Linked DNA regions of Homo sapiens: region 2 is linked to region 1. Evidence: chromatin contacts called from ENCODE Hi-C or POLR2A ChIA-PET data. All regions are on one chromosome and are shown on one strand. The core of a region is the stretch at or near the end of the contact, and the rest is flanking DNA. Distances in the headings are between cores, read along the strand shown.

Region 1 (6,582 bases), core at 1,313-3,812:
GGCCATGCAGGCTGAGGCTGGCTTTTTTTGCCCAGTCACTTGACAGCCTTCAGCCCAGCAGCCCTACCCTCTTGGCCGCAGCCACAGAAAGCCTGGGCAGGATTGTGTTTCTCAGCTGACTCTGCACACTGGTGACAGATTGTCCAAGCTGTGCCCTGGCCCGGGTTTGCAGAGCTTCCCCATTTCCCTGTGGATACAAAGGTGAGTGACCAGAGTGAGCCCCCATCGCAGGCCATCGTGCCTGGCACCCTGGGACGCCCAGATGAGTGAGGAACGCTGTGCCCTTGGAGGAGGCAGACACAGCCCCAAATAGTGTCAGGAAGTGAAAGGGGAAGGGAAGGGGGTGAAAAGTGCTGAGTGTGGGCTTTTCGGGGAGCTCCTCTGGTCAGCAGGGTTCCTCCAGGAGCCCAGGGCACAGGGACACCCAGTGGATGGGGCCACTGGGCCAGCATTGCCTACGCAGGAGAAAGGCAGGAGGGGGCCTTGTTTAAGCTCTGTCCCCTTCTATGGCTCTCTCTCAACCTTAAAAACAGGAGACACAAAACCTTCCCTTTGTTTCTACCATTGGAGCATAACGAAATCTGTGATGAGAGCTGGGGCTCAAGCCATTCCGCGGCTGTGACCTCTTGTTTCATGGCCGTTGCCCGAAGGCGCAGAACGTGGGGCTTGAAATTTTGTTCTGCTGTCTGCTTCTCGGCTTAGTTTCTTTGGACTTCTCTGAGTCTTGTTTCTCCCTGCTTAGAAAAAGGTGATAAACGATAGCCACTATCTAGGATATGGAAATTCAATAAACCTATGAATATACCGATAAAAGAATCACATATACGTACAGTATACGCATACACTACATTGACATATGCATGTGTGACTATACACACCACACCTTCTGCACGCCCCCCCCGCAGAGCCTGGAGTGCCCCTGGCCGTGGCTCCCTGGCCCGAGTGTGACTCAGATCCTTAGGGCAAGGACAGCTGCCCCTGTCCCCGGTGGGCCTGCCTCTCTCACCCCCACACTCTGACCCACTCCAGGCTGACAGCAGCTGGGGCCCCCTGGGATGGGCCAGAGCTCCGGCAGCTGCTCCTGGATGGGAACTTGGAGGCCTGACCATGGACGGAGTGCTCCCTGTGCGGGCCCCGGACCTGGAACGCCCACTTGTGAAACCCCAGCCTGCTGACCTTCGGGTCATGGCGCAAAGTGAAGCCTGCCTGTGACTTGGAGGCAGGAGGGCGACTGGAGTGGCGGGAAATGATGGCAGCCATCTGGCTGTGCTATTTACCCTGGCTGCGAAGCCACCCTCCTCCAGCTCTTCTTTTCCCTTCCCTTCAGCATCCTCGCCCCAAGCATACTGCCACGCCCACTGACAGCGATCAAATAATAACAGCAGCAGCGACATGTCCTGAGCTCCCACTGTGTGGGGTGTGCATTCTCCCCTTTCTTGTCACTCTCCCTGGGTCCCTCCTGCCTCCCTGGCTGCACCTCTTCAGTCTTCTGTGCTGGACCCCTCGTCTGCCCAGCCCTGGCCTAGCTCACTGACGGCCGTGTGGTTCTGGCCTGAACCAAACTCTGTCCTCTGCTTGGTTTTCACCCACCACTGGACGTGCTCTAGAGGCACAGGGCTGTGTTGACTGTGTAATGTCTAGAACCTAAGCGCCAATGGGGTGGCCTAGCCCTGGCACAGACGCGATACCCAGGAAATGAATGAGTGCATGAAGAAACAGAGGCTCAGAGAGGGCGAGTCACTTGTCCAAAGCCACAGAGCTGGAGAGTGGTGGAAGGAGGGTTCAGACCCCCTGTCCGGAGGTCCCCTTCCCTTGCCCCACCACCTCCACAAGGAGTGCCTCACCTCTACTGTCAATCACTCTCTACTTCCCCTCCCTCCCCACCCCAGATAGCATTACCTAGGGGCACCGAGGGGGTTCGCGGGCCCCACTGGCCCAACCTGTGGCCTTTCTTAAGCTGAAAAACCTGCTGAAGGAGAAAATGACCACGTTACCTATAAGCAGGAGCATCTGGGTAGGAGCCCGGGGAACATCTTCCTTCTGGCTCCTTCCAAAACCCCAGAACCCAGTGCACGGGCAGCCTTTTGAAGACAGGCGAGCTGGCTCTACCTGTCTTTCTGATTTGAAATCTAGGTCACTCACTGCCTCCCCTCCTCCTTTAGAAGATCAGCAGGATATCTTCTAGGGTCTCAGAGTGAGAGAGGGGACGACAGGGAAAAGCGTTTCAATGGAACCCACACCCTGCCTGCGGCTGTCAGGAACACTTCATTTTGGAAGCCAGTATAATTTATGAGATGCAAATGGATTTAGCACTAAAAAAGAAAAAAAAAATCTTGGAAAAGGTACAAAGTGCACCTCACACCCTGTGTCGAGGCGTGTTTGGGGCTCTGTTAATCATCTCAGACAAAAGAGATTTAATCTCAGGCTAGCTGATCCTGAGAGTGCCAGCATCTCTCCCCAAGCCCAGGAGGCTTGCCCGGGAAGATGCAGGCCTGGCCTCTGTGCAGGCTCCGGGGCTCCGGTGCACGGCACTTGTGTTCAGCTCTTGTCTGAGTCACGCAGTAGATGAAATTACGGAGGTTCCTGCACATGATGAATCAGAAAGCAGGATCAAGCCAAATATTTGGACAAGCCTTGCCTCGCATAGAGCAGGATGAAGACTTCACAGCCAGCAAGCAGCCTGCCAGCAGCAAGCCCAGAGACTGTTTCTGACGAAGTGCTGCCGTGGGGTAAGCTGCAGCTCAGGAGGGAATTAGCTCAGACCCATGAAGCCACCGTGCAGTTGGATCTCTTGGCCAGCGCTGGGCAAAGGGGTGTGTGAGCATCCCAGGGCCCTGAGCCGTGATTCAGTCTTGGGCTCAGAAGAGGGGTCTTGTCACGGTGCAGCGTGCAGGGTGGGGGACGTGGGTTGGGGGAGGAGATGGTTCACTTTGAGTCACCCTCTCAGCCTTCTCTTTCTGGGAGTCTTCAGACAGCAGGCAGCGTTTCCTGCAGCAGCGGGGAGACCGCGCGGCCCTCCCCACGCTCCCGCCTGGGCCCTGGTGGGGGATGCAGGCAGACACGGCGACCACAAAATGGGGAAGGAAGTGAAGCCATGAGTGCCTTGGCAAGGCTTTAAATACTTTGAGGGCTCTCACCAGAGGCCTAATTGCTACCCTTTGGAGCTCCAGAGTTAGTTTTTCAAGGTTGTTTGGAACAATAAAACCCGTAATAACAATGCTACCTTAGATTTGTCTGGAACCTTTTTATTTTGTAAATTAACTTTTGAAAGAACTCAACATTCTTGGGTTTATTTTAAGCTACTTTTCTCCTTCGCAAGGATGCTTCCAGGCACTAAAATAGTCTGCATTGGAGAGAACAAACAAATCCCTACAAGTAAACAGTTGATATTGATGACTAGCAACAGTAGCTAACATGGGCTGTGGACTGACCCTGTGCTAGGCAGACCCCTGCTCCATGATTCACAAGAAAATGGCTTGTCTGAGCTTCACTAGAACCCCTATGAGGTGGGTGCTATTATGTCCCCATTTTGCAGTTGAAGAAACAGGCTCAGGGAGGTTATTATAACTTCCCAAGGCCACACAGCTAGTGTTGCACAGCCAAAATTTAAACCCAGGTGGTCAGACATCCAGCTCATATTCTGCCTCCCGACAGCCCTGATGTTGCACAAACTCATCAGCCAAATGACCCTGAGAACAGGTTCAAGCCATACTTCGATGAGGTCACACTTGATGGCTGCCTTCAGGAGCCTGGCCCGCTCTCCAAGCTTGGAGAACGAAGCTGGGGAGATGGCTTCCTGAAAGGAGGTTAACCACAGGTGAACCAGAGTCTAAGCCCACGTGGGCCAGCCCTGCTTCCCTGGAGAGAAGACTCAGCAAAGATCTTCCTACCTGGGCACCCTCTGAGAAAGCAATGCTGCTGAGCTTGCATGAGAGAGCAGAGCAAAGGCCTGCAGTCCACGGCCAGAGCCCTGGCTCAGAGCCTGGCTGGGGCCCTCATTAGGTGTGAGGCTACTCCTGTTAGTGTTGCTGCATAAAGTCCCAAACTTGGTGGCATAACGCCGCCATTTATTGTATTCACAGATGCTGTGCTTCGGGAATTCGGACAAGGTGCAACAGCGTCTACTTGCTTCATGGTGTCTAGGGCTTCATCTGGGGACGCTTGAAAACAAGGGTTGGGGGATGTGACTTGACAGCTGGGGGCTGGAACAATCTGGAGACATTTTTGCCCACGTGTCTGGTGGTTGATGCTGGCTGTCAGCTGGGACCACAGCTGGAGCTGTCACCAGAATACACAGAAGCGTCCTCCCCATGTGGCCTGGGCTTCCTCATGGGCCTCAGGGTAGTCAGACTTCTTGTGTAACAATTATATTCATTTTCTAGGGGTGCCATAGGAAAGTACCACAAACCGGGTGGCTTAGAACAACAGAAAGTTATCACCTTACAGTTCTGGAGGCTGGAAATCCGAGATCAAGCTGTCAGCAGGGTGGGTTCCTTCTGAGGCTGTCAGGGAGGGATCTGCTCCAGGCCTTCCTCCTTGGCTTGTAGATAGCCATCTTCTCCCCGTGTCTGCACATCATCTTCCTTCTATGTGGGTCTCTCTACTCAAATTTCCCCCTTTTATAAGGGGGAAATTCATAATCCAATAAGTCATATTGGATCAGGGCCCACCTTAATGACCTCATCTTAACTTGATTACCTCTATGAAGATCCTATGTCCAAATAATTTCACATTCTTAGACATAAAAACTTGGGGGGATAACACAATTTAACTTATGTGTCACTCCGGGCTCCAAAGGCAACTGTTCCAAGAGAACCAGCAGAAACCACATGGCCTTTTCTGAGCAGCCTTAGAAGTTGAGCTCCATTCTATTTGGTTATAAGTAAGTCACTAAGGTCAGCCCAGATTCAAGGGGGAGGGACAGAGATCCCACCTCTTGGTTGGAAGAAGGTCAAATAATTTATGAACTTTTTTTTTCTTTTTGAGATAGGTACTATTTTTATTTCTCTTTTATAGGCAGAGAAAGCAAATCCTAGCATGGTCAGGCAACTCACCCGGGGTCTGACAGTTAGTGGATGACAGGGCCAGCGCTGGATCTCAATATGGATGTGCTTTCAAACTTCCTATGACCTGGTGCAAGTTATGTAACCTCAGTAAGCCTTGATTGCCTCATCTGTGAAATGGTGATAATGATACCCAATTCACAGAGTTGTTTTAAGTATTGAATGAGGTGAGTTATGTAAAATGCCCAGCACATTAGAGGAGCTCAATTAATGATAATTCCTCTCCTCCTCCTCCTTTTTCTTCTTCTCCTAGCATCATTATTATTATTATCATCATTAATCTTAAAAGTGGAAACACGATGACAAGAGCTTTGCAGGGTAGGGTAATGAAAAAGCACCAGATGGGAGGTTAAACTCCTTGGATCTTCATTTGAGCTGTGGATGTTTACAGCTGCTAACCTTATTGTGAATGTATGGTGTGTCCAGCACAGAGCTGATCATTTCCACATTTGATCCTATTTAACCTGTACACCAGCTAGCAAAGGCCAGAACTCATATTTGAACCCATGAGCCAATGCACTTCATCTCTATGCTATCCCACTTCTGACAAACAATCTGTAAGCTTTTTTTCCCCAGCAATAACAATATATTACCCATAATAATGGAGCAGGCACAAATGCCATGGCCCATGCTCTCATGTGTGCAAAGATTCAACTTTATTTGCCTTTCCATGAGAAACTGCTTCCTATCTTTAGTCCCCATTTCTCCCTAATGACAAAAAAACAAAAGGTAACCTAGTCATTTCCATGGAAAACCAATTGAATTCGGTGATTTCTCAAGTTAGGTTAAAGCTTGTTGAAATTTAGGATTTTTCTCCCTGAAATGACATCTCAATTTCACAGGGAATGTACAGATCATTGTGTCTAAGACATGCCTGGTTTGTGGTGGTGATAGAGATGATATTAGGTTTTCCCAAGCCCCGTTTAATTTCCCTCATCCTGGGCACATGGACGACTGCATTTCCCAGCCTCTTTTGCAGTTAGGTTGGGGTCATGGTGTTAGTTCTGGCCAAGGGGCTGTAAGGGGATATACTGTATGTCATTTCCTTGCTAAGGCAGTGGGAAACCCCCTGTGCAGCCTTCCAGTCCTCCCTTTCTGCTGAGGCCATCCTGGAAGTCAAAACTAAAATGGAGCAAACTGGACTCCTGAGTCATGGCTTGGAAGGGAGCTACTTAGGAGACCCTCACGACATGCAATGGATTAGACCACAGTGAAAGAGAAACACATGTTCATGTGTCAAGCTACTAAGTTCTGGGGTATGTTTGTTACTACAGCAGAGCCTATCCTATCCTATGCTGATTATAACGAGTCATCCTGTGCTGGCTCCTAACGTCAACATTGATTTCCACTGGTATCTGCTGAAGCGACCAGCATTCCCACATGTCAGTGTCTACGGGACTGAACATATCTCCATCTGGCCCCTGGCTTGCCCAGCCCTCTCTGCCACTGATGACTGTGTCTGCTTGTCACGTGAGAATTAGCCGCCAGCCTGGGCCTCTGGCTTCCATTCTCTGCTCAC
Region 2 (6,582 bases), core at 2,119-4,618, 230 kb after region 1:
AGCACTTCTGACATAGTAACCTCATTTGATTCTCACAGTAGCTGTGCAAGGCAGCCAGGACAAAGATTGCTATATCTTCTTTATTTGACAATGAAGAAGTTCAGAGAGGTCAAATTATTTTCCCAATGCCTAGGAAATGGTGAATCTGGGACAGAAACTCAGGCAATACATCCACATCCACATGATCTTTCTCACATCTTCTAACCTAGGTTAGAAAGTAGAAATTAAAAAGAAATAAACTGAGATCAGGATCCTCATCGAATGTTTGTAAGTGTCTACATCTAGCCAAAGGCCTTTTTGTCTGATGTACCCTTTTGAAAATTGTGATAGAGAAAATGGAATCACATTCTAACTCTTCATAATCTCAAAGGCACTGAATTATACTTTACTGATTTGGCTCAGACCCCCGAATGTCAGTTATCAGGCTGTAACATAATTTATAAAAAACAAATAGAGTTGTGCTGTGGCTTTCTTATGTGCTAGTGACACAGAGTCTGTTGTGTTCCTCTGATCTTTGATTTTCAAAAACCGTTACCTTAAGCCAGTTTGGCGAGAAACTGCTTCTGTCGTACTCCTACACGTTAAGGACAATGACTGTCTTAGACTAACTGGATTATTTAATAGTTGAATTTTTTTTATCCATTCCCAGCATGGATAGGATGCTACACAGATGCATCCAGTTGGCAAAAAGCATTTAATATTGCTCTTCCACTGCCCTGTCGGCAGTACTTGATTCAAAATTCTCTACTCAAAGCCTCTGCTACAGAAGGCCAGGGGACTATGAAGGGATACATGTCCGAATCTGTTGTTAAAAAATAGGTCAACTGCATGATTGGAGAGAAAGAAATAAGAATACAAGCTGCACCCAATAAGCCATGACTTCAAACCGTGTTAACACGTAAATAATACCGCAAAGAAAAGTAGTTTTGATTCCTATACTCATAGACGTACAATCCCTATATATACAGATGACCTTTGCCATCATCAGGTATTTAAAACCTACACATACTTCATTTAGGGGAGTCTGACAGTATTTGTAGTGGCATCAAGTCCTCATTTTGTGCAACAAATAGAAGTGCTAATGCCTGTAACAGAAGTTCCTATTTTAACGTGGGGTGTCTGACACTAATCAACTATTTTAAAAGAATTAATGTAAAAATAGGACCCTTCAAATTAAATATTTAGTTATTCTCACTAGTATTTTTGAAGTTTTCACATCATCAGTGCTTCAGAAAATGACATTCATATGAAACTGTGAAAAATGTCACTTAAATTGAAAGTGATTTTTAAGTCAACATAAATACCACATCAGAACACATTTTCTCTTTTTTGATCTCACAGAATACCCAGAGGATCAGTAGTTCTCAAGCCACTCAACCTCTTGCTACCCCAGTCGTGTCTGTGACAACCCCAAGCTTGCCTCCGCAAGGACTTGTGTACTCAGCAATGCCGACTGCCTACAACACTGGTGAGCCTGCTCTGGTGCCTTCCGTAGGTTTTACCGCTCTCTGTTTTGTGATCAACGTGTGCTTCTGTGATTTTTTTTAAGTATATTTATTGAAATAAACTATTTCCAGTTTTTTAGATTTAAATTAGGATGTATTTTTCAATGTGCTAGCCTTGAAAAAATTACAAACAAAATGGATAGTGTGGATAGTGCGATGAGTAAGTTATTCCGGCTTCTCCAGTGTGAACTTTCACTTAACCCCTGACACAAAGCCACGTGGATGATAGCAAAATGGTGACATGCATCAAGCCAAGAGGGGAGCAGCCTGTTGCTTGAGTATTGCTGATGTAGTTTCTCTTCATACAGTATCACGCTTTTCCAGGCTTTTAAAATAAGATGTTTGTCTTTATGCTGTGTTAACCTGCTTTGGGAAAGACATGAATCCCTTTGGACCTGAGACTTCAGGAGGTGGCCGACGTTTGGCTGTGTCGAACAGGCTGTTTTCCTCCCTGTAACCACTAGCTTGGTCCATGTCATGTGCACCTGAGGGGCAAAACAAGGGCTGTTCTGATTTCTCCTCGGAGCCAGTCACTCTGCCTTTGAGGGGAGCTTTTCCTTCATTTATGTTTATTTAGGCATTTCATCTTAAAATGCCCTAATTTGGGGTTGTATTAGGAAAGTTTAAGAATATTACAGTGATCGTAGGAGTGCTTTTAGCCAAGCAGACTGTATGGAGAATCGAGGGCAGCTGGTTTCATTTAAATTTACCAATCTAAGAAGGAGTGGAAAACACATGTGGTTTCGCTTTCTCATCAGCTGAGCCAAACACCTGATGCTTCAGAGGAAGACGGCAGTAGTTCAATTCTCCCTTGCCCATTACTCAGAGACTGCAATGCAGAGAAGTTATTATGATTCTCCTGAGTGTCATAAGTAGACTGTGGTAAAGATGGTCTGATTTTAGCCTTCAGGGTAAATGCTTTGGCACAGAACTTTGAAACTGCTGTCCGCAGCTACGTGAGGGGACAGAGCGTTGATAACATTTGATTGCCACTTGAATTCTAAGAAGTTCTTTTAAAACAGAATCAACAATAAAAGGTTTTATTGAAAAAAAAAAAGTCTCTTAGGAAATATCCATTACTTTTCCAACCGTTAGTATGAAAAATAATGCCCAAATTTGTCAACTGCATACTATCTTAGGGATTGTGAATCATAGCCTGTTATTAGTGCCTTGCACAGAACAAGGTTCCAGAGTAAAGCCAGGGATGAAGCATTCATAGAAATTCTGTTTCGACGCATTGATCACCTGCTCTGTGAGAGACTGTACTAGGGACATAGCTTTCTCCAAGTTTATTCCAAGTGAGGAGGCAGGACATACCTAAGTGGGTAACCGTGGAGGGGAAGTCCTGAATTGTTGTGATTGTGAATTTATACTCTGAGAATTGAGAAGGGAGGGCAAAGCTATACTGTTCAAAGGTGTATTGGCTGAGAAGAGGGAGCTTGAACTGGGTGTCAGATTATGGTTTACTGACCGTTTCATTACAGGTTTTTCAGTATACTTAGAAATTCCACTATACTTATTTTTAGAAATGCCATTGAATTGGGAATTTATTTTTTAAAAGTATAAAAGAAATTACCAAAGCATATAAAAATGGAGGCAGGCTCTCAAAATCATCAGTCGCTTAGCGTCAGTCTCATGCCACCTTTTGACCGACTTTATCTTTCTTCTCTTTCTCGTAACACTTACTCTGTTTGAAGTTTACCATGTTGTTTTTAACTTATTTCCACATCTATTCAGCAAATATTTATCAGGCAGCTGCTGTGTGGCAGGCACTGTGCCAGGCACTGGAAATGCAGGAGTGCAGTCAGCAGTGAAGCCTGGGGGGAAGGCACAAGACACACAGCTCTAGGGATAAGCTGCTGCAGTTGTGTCAAGGGCTGTGTCTCAGCTCGGACAGGAAGGAACATGCGTGACTCAGCCAGGCAGAGGAGGCAGAGTGCTCTTGGGAGAGGGTGTGCCTGTACAAAGGCTAGGAGTTTGCGGGCGGGACGGGGCTGAAGGAATGGGGACAGAGCGTGGGTGGTTAGAATTGAGACTAGAGAGGTAAGTAATGATTTGTAGACTATGTCAAGGATTTTGGAAACTGTCCGGAGAGCATTGGGGAGCCATAAAAAACTTTTGAAGTAGAGGAGTGCCATGACCATATTTGTTATTTTAAAAAGATGTCTTTGCTGTATATAGGGTTAAAAGGCAATGCCAGGAAGCCACATCAGAGGCTACTGTAGTGGTCCAAGCAATGGGTGCTGATAGCATAGACTAGAGAGGTGGCAGTAGAGATGGTGAGACCTGGGCAGGCTTGAGAGAGAGCAGATAGAATTGCTCAGACCTGGAAATTGATGTTGGGAGTGAGAGGGAAGGGAAGTAGCAAGGATAACACCCATGGGCTTCTGCACGAGCTGCTGGGTGCATGTTGGTGCCATGTACTAAGAGTACTTAAGGAGGAACAGGTTTGCAGGAAAGGATGGGCCATGTCAGATGTGTGGCGTTTGGAGTGGCGTCCAAATGGACATGGCACTAGGTCGTTTAAAAGATCTAGAGGTCGAAGGAGACTGTGGGCCGGAGGGAGCACTGGGGAAGGCGTCAGTGTGACGGGTCCTTGCCCCAGCCCATGGGAGTGTATAGAATGACAAGGGCAGAGTCAGGACAGCCCTGAGCACCAGCTGTGTCGCTTCAACTCCGTTCCTTTTTTAAAATGTTAATTCACTAGGAAGACCAATTTCTTTAAACACCTCTCTTGAGACATGAGAAAGAAGATAAAAGTAGAAGAGTTTTGCCACCTCTCTTTGGAACCAAGTGAGAAAGACAAGTGTTAATGATGAGCTGAAATAACTCCCCGTGTGAGTGATAACTAACGTCCTAAATCTTGGTCCCAGTGATTACGACTGAAGCATTCATATGATATGAGCTGGGTATACTCTAGGACACCGAGTTTTTTCATGAAGTTGAAACTCTTGCATGCTGTCAGGGAGTTTGCGACAGTCTAGGTACTTTAAACAAATGCGCTTACTAATTGTGTAATGATGTCACTGAGCTTGGCACCCCATGTAGGGATTCTGTCTTTCCTGTCCCCTATTCCCTGTCCCCCAACCCCTTGCTTCATTAAGACTTGCTGATTCAAACTCACTCTGGTTGAGGTTGAGTGTTTCTCTTTGTTCCAAAGGGTAGTGGCAGGCATATTTAAAGTAACAATTGTACAGAACACTCTTTAATGATGGCCTCTTATTTGAATCATCCCAGACAAAGAAATATTGCTAGATCCTGTAAATCTTCCAAGAAAAGATTTTGCGGATTTTAGACCCACATGTATGTTGTTTTGTTGTGAAGTATCTGGCTTCTCTCAATGTAGGAACTTTTTATTTTATTTTTTTTTGAGAGGAAGTCTGTTGCCCAGGCTGGATGGAGTGCAGTGGTGCTACCTCGGCTCACTGCAGCCTCTGCCTCCCGGGTTCAAGCAGTTCTCCTGCCTCAGCCTCCCAAGTAGCTGGGACTACAGGCATGCGCCACCACGCCTGGATAATTTTTGTATTTTTAGCAGATACGGGGTTTCACCATGTTGTCCAGGCTGGTCTCAAACTCCTGACCTCAAGTGATCCGCCCATCTTGGCCTCCCAAAGTGCTGGGATTACTGGCATGAGCCAGCATGGCTGGCCTCAATGTAGGAACTTTTGCAGTAGCTACGTAAAAAATAGATTCCGTATGGACCTTCCATCATATGCAGAGCCCTCTTGTCTTCCTTTGTAGATTATTCACTGACCAGCGCTGACCTGTCAGCCCTTCAAGGCTTCAACTCGCCAGGAATGCTGTCGCTGGGACAGGTGTCGGCCTGGCAGCAGCACCACCTAGGACAAGCAGCCCTCAGCTCTCTTGTGTGAGTAACTAGAAGTTTTCCCTGCATCTTTACTCCTGGCCTACACACTCTCTTTTCCTATCAGTGACAGCCTTTTGCTCTGTTGAGTTTCGTGTGAGGAATCCTGTAATGATTCCTTTTCAGGTAGATACAAGTGTCGGGAGAAAATATTTTCTTACATGGCTCTAGACAGTAGCTTGGATACTGACAAACTAGGCATTCCTTGAAGGGATTTGGGGAGCAAGGCTTCTCCCATAGGGACATCCTGAGGTAGAGAGACTCAACCAGGATCTGAAGGGGTCTGAAGGCACAGATACCACCCGCATGCACCATCCTTCTGCCCTCTGACCAGTGATGAAGCTGCCTACTGCACCCCTGCTCCCAAGCACCTGCCTCTGGCTGCACTGCTTGAAAGGCAGCCTGTAGGCATTCAGGCCTCCCTGCCACCCTTGCCATTGACTGCTTTGGTGAGTATCTGTAGACAAGAATAGGAAGACAAGCTGGAGCTTTTGCTTTCTCCCTGGGCCACAGGGAAGGAAAACTGGGGACAGGGTGTCTTATATATCAGTCAGGCTCCATAGGATTTGTGTGACTGATCCCAGCCCAATGCACACACCAAACCTCATTCACAAAGAGAATGTTCCGTATGGGCAGGGTGTAAGGATATAAGCAAAGAGGATTTACAGTGGCGCCCAGATGAGGCCAGACATCCCTGACAGCCGGGAGAAAGAACAGGGCTTTTGTGGAACCAGGATGACAGCAGACCCATGGAGCAGTTGGAGGAGAGTGTCCCAAGAGAGGGGACAACATAGCAGACCCAGCTGGCCTCCATGAAGACTGGCTGCCTTGCCTGTGCTCTGGGCAGTAGGAATACCCCAGGCCCCTAGCCTCTGCCCAGGAAGTCCCCAGAGAGCCTGAGCTCAGCAGTCCCTTTCCCTCATCCATTCTGAAGTAACTGCACAGTGAGGATTGTTGTCAGTGGTCTTCTTAGGAATTATGTCATGGAAAAAGCAGCAGAGTATCTCAGGGAAATTTGCCTACACAGGATTTGGCCCTCAGGCCTGTCCTGAGCATCCTAAATGAATGCACTAAAAATAGTCCTGGAAAAGCAAGTGGAAAGGGCTCAGAGCCCAGGCCCGGGGAACAGCCTGTTTGCGTCCTCCTCTACTGCTCTCAGCCAGCCCCTCATTTCCTCATCTGGAAAATGGGGATGGTGCGACTTGCACCTTA

What was found. A loop is a pair of places that touch in the nucleus more often than their neighbours do. ChIA-PET counts read pairs that join two places held with the same protein, here RNA polymerase II (POLR2A). Pooled maps may share reads with other maps.
Region 2: a loop to region 1 is called in a pooled map, with 2.4 times the contacts of the local background. The contact joins two enhancer-like sites. A Hi-C loop is called at or near these places in 2 of 168 maps with a recorded cell type or tissue (Calu3 and IMR-90) and 7 of 50 pooled maps. POLR2A ChIA-PET finds 5 or more read pairs at or near these places in 3 of 52 experiments (CD4-positive, alpha-beta T cell, PC-3 and PC-9).

The regions. Positions count from the first base shown.
Region 1 is chr15:99,474,074-99,480,655 of GRCh38, forward strand. No RefSeq gene overlaps it. Among named protein-coding and RNA genes, the nearest start is that of LINC03080, 42 kb to the left of the region's middle. RefSeq lists enhancers at 251-927, 928-1,603 and silencers at 1,031-1,325, 2,511-2,805. Within about 2 kb of position 2,563, at least 23 of the 41 ENCODE cell types and tissues checked have a DNase peak (open chromatin) inside an H3K27ac peak, as active enhancers do; they include PC-3, where a contact is called at or near this core.
Region 2 is chr15:99,705,388-99,711,969 of GRCh38, forward strand. MEF2A (myocyte enhancer factor 2A) reads left to right here. Exons shown (of 12, transcript NM_001319206.4): 10 at 1,342-1,468; 11 at 5,247-5,373. Among named protein-coding and RNA genes, the nearest start is that of LYSMD4, 25 kb to the right of the region's middle. Within about 2 kb of position 3,369, at least 24 of the 41 ENCODE cell types and tissues checked have a DNase peak (open chromatin) inside an H3K27ac peak, as active enhancers do; they include PC-3, where a contact is called at or near this core.